2 separate regions of the Homo sapiens genome follow, and region 1 is linked to region 2. A link is a contact called in ENCODE Hi-C or POLR2A ChIA-PET data. All regions are on one chromosome and are shown on one strand. Each heading gives the region's core, a stretch centred on a gene start or an enhancer-like site at or near the end of the contact. The rest is flanking DNA. Distances are from core to core; before and after follow the strand shown. Region 1 overlaps FOXO1 (forkhead box O1). Region 2 has its middle 4.5 kb from the start of LINC00598.

The links. Hi-C counts contacts between places; a loop is a spot of excess contacts on that map. ChIA-PET counts read pairs that join two places held with the same protein, here RNA polymerase II (POLR2A). Pooled maps may share reads with other maps.
Region 1: a loop to region 2 is called in a pooled map, with 2.3 times the contacts of the local background. The contact joins two enhancer-like sites. A Hi-C loop is called at or near these places in 2 of 50 pooled maps. POLR2A ChIA-PET finds 5 or more read pairs at or near these places in 6 of 52 experiments (CD4-positive, alpha-beta T cell, CD8-positive, alpha-beta memory T cell, T-cell and 2 more).

What each region holds. Positions count from the first base shown.
Region 1 is chr13:40,628,053-40,631,639 of GRCh38, reverse strand. The region is part of intron 1 of FOXO1 (forkhead box O1); the gene reads left to right. Among named protein-coding and RNA genes, the nearest start is that of FOXO1, 37 kb to the left of the region's middle. RefSeq lists an enhancer at 1,457-1,556. Within about 2 kb of position 1,464, at least 3 of the 41 ENCODE cell types and tissues checked have a DNase peak (open chromatin) inside an H3K27ac peak, as active enhancers do.
Region 2 is chr13:40,483,745-40,487,246 of GRCh38, reverse strand. No RefSeq gene overlaps it. Among named protein-coding and RNA genes, the nearest start is that of LINC00598, 4.5 kb to the right of the region's middle. Within about 2 kb of position 1,931, at least 4 of the 41 ENCODE cell types and tissues checked have a DNase peak (open chromatin) inside an H3K27ac peak, as active enhancers do.

The sequences.
Region 1 (3,587 bases), core at 215-2,714, 140 kb before region 2:
AAGGTCCATCCATGTTGTAACTTGTGTCCTACTCTATTCTATGTATATATCACATTTTGTTTATCCATTCATCCCTCAATGGACACCTTTTGGGTGTTGTGAATAGTACTGCTGTGAATATGGATGTACAAACGGTGGTGTCCTTTGAAGCAAAAATGTTCTTAATTTTGATGAAGTCCAAAGTATCTATTTTTTTTTCTTTTGTAGCTTGTGCTTTTGGTGTCATGTCTAAGAAACCATTGCCTAATCCAAGATCGGAAAGATTTATCCCTATGTTTTCTTCTAAGAGTTTAATGTATTAGTTCTTACATTTAGGTCTTTGATTCTTTTGAGTTGATTTTGGTATATGCCATGAGGTCACAGTCATAGTTTATGGAATGCGGCCCTAAACTTAAGCTCTAGTTGTTGGTCTGCTTTGGTTATGCTGAAAAGTTGCAGCATAAATACTTTTCGCAGGGATCCCTCCTCCACAATGCTGCCACTCCACCCTGCAGGACTCTAAGTCCAGCCTCTCTTGGCCCTGAATGATTGAGAACTCTGGAACAAAGACCTTGGCAATAATGTTTTTATATCCATTTCATTTTTCCTCATTGGTCATAACGGCTTTATTCTTTCTCACTTATCCACCCCACAACATAATTTATGTTAGGTGGAAAATTGCCCCTAACTTTAGTAAGCCTCTTTGGGGTGGGAAAATCCTCACCTGTATGGAGGCATTGCCCCTTGATTCTTGGTTTCTGAACCACATTCCTGCAGAGTGGTGCCCTGCGGGAATCTTGGTATTATACTTTAAGGCAACTTCCTTCCCATTTAAGAAATTAAAAAGATTTAGACAAAGAAAAATGACAGAGTGGTGTTGAGGAGTGGTGTTGGCAAAGCTTGTAGTCTTCACAGTATGGGAAGGGAAAAATAGTTTTAGGCTCTTTCCCTATTTGCCAGGCCAGTCATTAAGTGACAAGCTTTTCCTGGTTTTTCCTTTTTTTTTTTTGAGAAGTTTTGCTCCCACGCCCAGTCTGGAGTGCAGTGGCGCGATCTCGGCCCACCCCAACCTCCACCTCTTGGGTTCAAGCAATTATCCTGCCTCAGCCTTCCGAGTAGCTGGGATTACAGGCGCGCGCCACTGCACCTGGCTACATTTTTGTATTTTTAGTGGACACGGGGTTTCACCATGTTGGCCAGGCTGGTCTTCAACTCCTGACCTCAGGTAATCTGCCACCTTGGCCTCCCAGCATGCTAGGATTACAGGCGTGAGCTACTGCACCAGGCTGGTTTTTCCATGTTGACAAATGATTTTTGCTTTTCAGTGGGAACAAAAAGAAGAACAAAAGCAAACAGCCCCAGACTGTTTAGAAGGATCCCCTTGGCTTGCCCTGTGTGTAAACGACACCGAGATTTTCTGTATAATCAGAGATTCTCAAGAGTTTCAGTTCCCCTTGCTGTTTAAATTAGCAGGACTTGAATTCCTAGAACAAATATGCCTAGCATTGTGGCAGGACTGGAGTTCCTGGTTTAGCTACTTATATTTTAAACCTCCTTCCCTTATTTTTTGGACATAGAAAGGTAGAAGATATAATACTATCAATTTTTTTGAAGTGGTGGGCATTATTTTGTAAATTAAAAATGTTAGATGTAATGTAGTTAAAGGTTCTTATCACTTGACTGCTGAGCACAAGAAAAGCCCAAACCAGGCTACTTGTTGTAGGTCCTCTGGTTTCAGAATGATTTATGCTCACTTTACTAGCACATATTTAGTTGCCTTGAACCTTCTCAACTGTAGCTTCCTCTTACAGAACACAGTGCCCCACAAGGAGACTTTGAATCTGTGATCTCCTCCCAGGTTTTAGCCGAAGCCCACAACCCACTGAGCATGTGAAGCAAGGGCCATTGGTGGATGGGTCTTATGTCCATATGCAGGTTGAATATTCCTAATCTGAAAATCTAAAATCCTAAATGCTCCAAAATCTGAAACTTCTTGAGTGGCAACATGATGCTCAAAGGAAATGCTCAGTGGAGGGTTTTGGATTTTTGGATTAGGGATGCTTAACTGGTAAGTTTAATGCAAATGTTCCAAAATCTGAAAAAATCCAAAGTCCAAAATGCTTCTGGTTCCAATCATTTTGGATAAGGGATAGTCAGTCTGCACTTGATATACCTCTAGAGGCTGTGAAATCTTAGGCAGTTCAAAAGTCATGTTGTTTGGCTGGGTGCAGTGGCTCACGCCTGTAATCCCAGCACCTTGGGAGGCCGAGGCGGGCAGATCACCTGAGGTTGGGAGTTCGAGACCAGCCTGACCAACATGGAGAAACCCCATCTCTACTAAAAATACAAAATTAGCTGGGCGTGGTGGCGCATGCCTGTAATCCCAGCTACTCGGGAGGCTGAGGCAGGAGAATAGCTTGAACCCGGGAGGCGGAGGTTGCAGTGGGCCGAGATTGCACCACTGCACTCCAGCCTGGGCAACAAGAGTGAAACTCTGTCTGAAAAAAAAAAAAAAAGTCATGTTGTTTTAACTATTCATTGCCATTTGTTGGTTGGGCCTCTTCAACCATTGTGATCCAATCCTAGTTCAATCCCTTGTTGAATTCAAGTATTGAGGTCTTAGGATGAATGAACAAGGCTTTGGGCTGGCACATAAAGGTGGGACACCCACAGGTCCTGCTCTTTGGGAGTTTGGGTAAGTGTATTTTATTCCCGAGATGCACTTGTAAAAATATACATGGTAGGCCATAGGTGGTCTCACAGTTTGTCTGTAGTAGTACAGTTACTGTTTGATTCAGGGGAGTGAGAGGTGAGTCTGTTTCAGAGCAGGTGCCTGGGGGACAACCTGGAGAGGAAGGTTGAGCCTGCAGGGCTTTGGATGTGTGAAGGTAATGATTCCCAGTAGTGTTTTGTATTATTTCAAAGTACTTCTATACCATTGTTACCTCCCACCAGGTCTCATCTGCTTCTGTCAGTAGGTTGGCCATGTCCCCATTTCACAGATGAGGAAACTTGGCTTTGAGAGTGTGGCTTGGTGCAACTGAGATTTGGGTCTAGATCGTATGAGTCGATTCCACTATACATTTTCTAGGAAGTGGTAGTAGCGTGAACAAAAAAGCTGAAGAGGACGGACTCAGGTAGCATGGTGAGTTCTTTGGGACTGGGGAGGGGAAGGGTGAAAAGTGCAGAAAGGGATGAGGGGGTTGTACAGTGACAAGGTTTGTCCAGACAAGTTGCGAGAGTGCCCGGGAAGACTGAAACCCTCACGGGGTGTGTGTGTGTGTGTGTGTGTGTGTGTGTGTGTAAACAGCTCTTTTGAGGAATAGCTGATGTATAATCTGCACATATTTAGAATGTACAGTTTGGTAAGTTTTGACATGGGTATGCTTGTGAAACATCACCACGCTCGAGAACGAACATTATTCATCACCCTGAAAAGTTTACTCCTGCCCCCAAGAAGGGCTTTTTAAAAAAAATTTTTTATTTTGAAATTTTTTCAAGTGGTAAGTTTGAAGAATAAAAAAAAACTTTTATGTACCCGTTACCCAGATTCACCAGTTTTTGACATTTTGATAATTTGCTTGCATCCTTTATGTATGTATATATGT
Region 2 (3,502 bases), core at 682-3,181:
ACATTTGTTATTTTACATAACCCTCACGATCTATGAGGTGGGTATTATTATGCCCATTTTACAGATGAGAGGATGGAGGTTTAGAAAGATTCAGTATTTCTCCCAAGATTGCACCATTAGTACAAGCAGGGATTCCATTTGAGTGTGGCTGACCTCCCAAATCAAGGCCTCTGACCCTTAGCTATACAGCCTGTACTGCACTCCACGGGTCAAAAACCCAAAATGAGAAACAGCCACGCTCCTCAGCAGACGCTGAAGCCTCGGACCTGGTTTCCAGCACTGCCCTATGTGCATCATGGTCCAGCCTCATGGGTCCGTGTGTGTTACCTAGCCAGCCCATCTCTCTGGGCCTGGGCCATGGAGTTTCCTACTGCCTCTGCCTGGAATGTCCAGCTGCCCAACCACTGTGAAAACAGTGAGTTGGGTCAAGTGTTAGCTCCTTTGGGAAGCCTGCTCTGCCTCTCCCTCTCTAATCTTCGGGAATAATTAGGGGCTCCCTTCCTGTGCCCCCTCCGGTCTTCCCCAGCCCTTCCTGCGGGCAGCTGTGTGCTCACATGCCATTCCAACCCCTGGACAGTCTGTCCCCAGAGGTCGTGGGCTTTGCTGTGTTTGTCCTTGTATCTTCGAGCCTGGCTTTGGCCCTGACCACACATGTGTGGCACTGTAAATGCTGCTGAAGTAATAGAGAGTTGGGTAAATGACGATCGCTTTTCTGCCTTGCTGGCTGCAAATCCCACCTTCACAGAGCAGGCCCAGAACATTCCCATGGTGCTGGGCCACCAGGGAGCCGTTTGGGGAAACCAAGCTAATATTCTTCTAATGTTTAGGAAAAATAGGCGGTTTCACTGCAGGTTTCATCGCAGGTCACCTGACTGGCCTCGAGGGCAGTTCAAGTCTCTACTTAAACACCTGAGAATGGATGCTGGGCCACTCCCTGGGGATCATTTTGCCCCATGCAGTAATTCTACCAATCTGGGTAGCAGAAAGGTTAAGTGACTTGCTCAAGGACCCACAGAACTAAGGGAGAGAGCTTGGGATGGGAAGCAGTGGCCTCTGTGCTTTCTGCTCTGGGACCCATTTCTCAGCCCTTGGGAGGGCCCACTGAGGGTGGGGTGCGGTTTGGGCTGGCTTTGAAATCCTTGGGATCGTCTGGCGAAGTTGAGAACAGGGCAGCAGCCTTGCTTCAGAAGTCTTGGGGCTGCTCTGGGTACCTGAGCTGCTGCCCCGGCAGCAGGAAGTAATACTTTTAGAGCTTTAGCCCCAAAACCTCAGAAACTTTTTGATGATGCATTAAATGTCAAGTATATTGTTGAGAGGTGAAAAAAAAAAAAACCCAGGTATCAGCCTTTGTTACTGAGATGACAGGAGATAGTAATATTACAGGAAGTCATACTGTCAAAATAATAGAGAGGGTAGTGTCTAGGGGGCCACACCTTATAATAACTGTACTTAGTACAAAGGAGATTTCGTGTGCACCTCCGCATCTGTGCACTCTGAGGTGGAGCCCGGAGAGGAGGTGTAGAGAGAAGAAGGTGGAGTCTGCTCTGCGGGTATCTTTGCTTTGACATACAAAGCAGAGTTTAACTCAAAGACTGCTTTGTCTGGGGACAGACTACTCAGGCTTCAGGCCAATTACCATGAAAATTCACGTTAAAAAAAAATGCGTAATTGAAGCAAAAGGATTTTTAAATCTTTTTTTTTTTTTTTGCCTAAATGATTTGTCTACTTAGATGATAATTTCCAGATAATTGCAGCATTTTGGAACTGGAAGGGACTCTAAGGGGTCATTTTTCCCCACTGATGAGGGCTTCACAGCCTGCAGATGGACTTGGTTCAGGTCCTCAGCTAGGTGATGGCTCAGCAAGTCTGGCCCCTAGGCACCCTGGCCCCATGCCTGCCACTTCCTGCGGCCACACCCTGCCCACCCTCCCATCTCCTTTCCAAATGAGGTAACTCCCTGGGCAAGCCTTCTGTTCTGTAGGACAAGTTATCTAGCCTAGCCCCTGGCATGGTATAAGTCCTGGACACATGTTTGCTGAGAGAATAAACATGAGTTGGGCAGGAACTGGGCCAGGCTCCTCCACATGTTGTATGTGAAGCCTGTAGGTAGAGCTGGTTCACAGCCTGGCTGTTTAAACATGCAGGGACTTAGGCTGCAAGCGGGTGTGGACCGCATGGTGTGTTTGGAAGCAAAGCAACATTCACACGCTGTAGCGAAAGACATCTCCCTTCCGACTCCAGACGGGAGCTATTCTCTCCCTTATTTCTGTCTCTAGACCTGACCCTCCTTCAAGCCTATCTCTCCAGCTGCCTGCCTGGCACCTCCACTAGGATGTGCAGCTGGCATCTCACACTTGACATGGCCAAACCAGTCTTCTTCCATCTTCTGCTCGGTTACAGCATTTATCTACTCATTAAATCTAAAGAGTCGCCCTTAGTTCTTCTGTTTCCCACTCCTCCAAGCACACTCAATCTACCAGCAAGTCCCATTGGCTTTGCAGTAAAGAATATACGTCAGATTGGGCCACTTGTCAACCCTCTACCTCTACTCCCCTCATTCAAGCCACCACCGTCTCCCTGAGCTCTGGGTCCCGCAGCTACTCCTATTCCGGGCAGACCCATGCTTGCTCCCATCCCTGGTCTTGGCGCCACTGTGCCATCTTCCTGCACGCGCCTCCTGCCTCTCGGATGGCTGCCTCCTCCTTGGCATCAGCCTCCTCTTGGCTCGGACATGACCCATTACAGAGGTCCTCCCCGACTCCCATCTGAGAAAGTCCCCCTGCTCCCCATTACTCATCACTTTACTGTTTTGGTTTTGTGTTCAGGACACTTATTACCATCAAACACTCTCTTACTTACTGATTTGTCTGCTGTCACCTCCCCATGCTAAAGGGTTAATCTCCAGGAGGGCAGGGACTGTGTCAGCCTCACGGCAGGAGCTCAGTCAGTGCTGCCTGCAGTGAGCAACACACTGGCATCTACACAAGTCTCTGCCCCCTCTTCCTCTCTGTCATTCGCCTGTATATGCCAAACAGCTGCTGAAAAGCCAGAAGAGGAGTTCAAGGACACTCACACAATCTTTGAAAAGACATGGGTTTTATTTCCTCTCCTTACCACCATGGCAGTGCGAGGGGCAGCGTTTCTGCTCTGCGCACCTCCATGGAGGCACGCACACAACCTTGCTGTGGTCAGCACACCCTCATCCTCACTCCGCTAGTGAGAAGACCCAAAGCTCTGCAGGGCTCGGGAGCACAGGTGTGTAGGCAGGATCCGTGCCGCGGCTCTTGCTAGCTCTGCTGCGAAGTGGTCCCACGAGGACAGTCATTCATTCATCATAGGGAGACTAGGAAAGGCTTGCAGCTTGGTTCTCCCATCTGCCTGGGTGCTCAGTGCTTACTGGCAGGGCCGCTGCGGCCTGGGCGTGTGGCTTTCTTGCCTGACTGCACATGCGTCTGCCAGTGGCTCTCGAGCACCCATAGAGAGCTTCCTTGTCCAGGCTTCT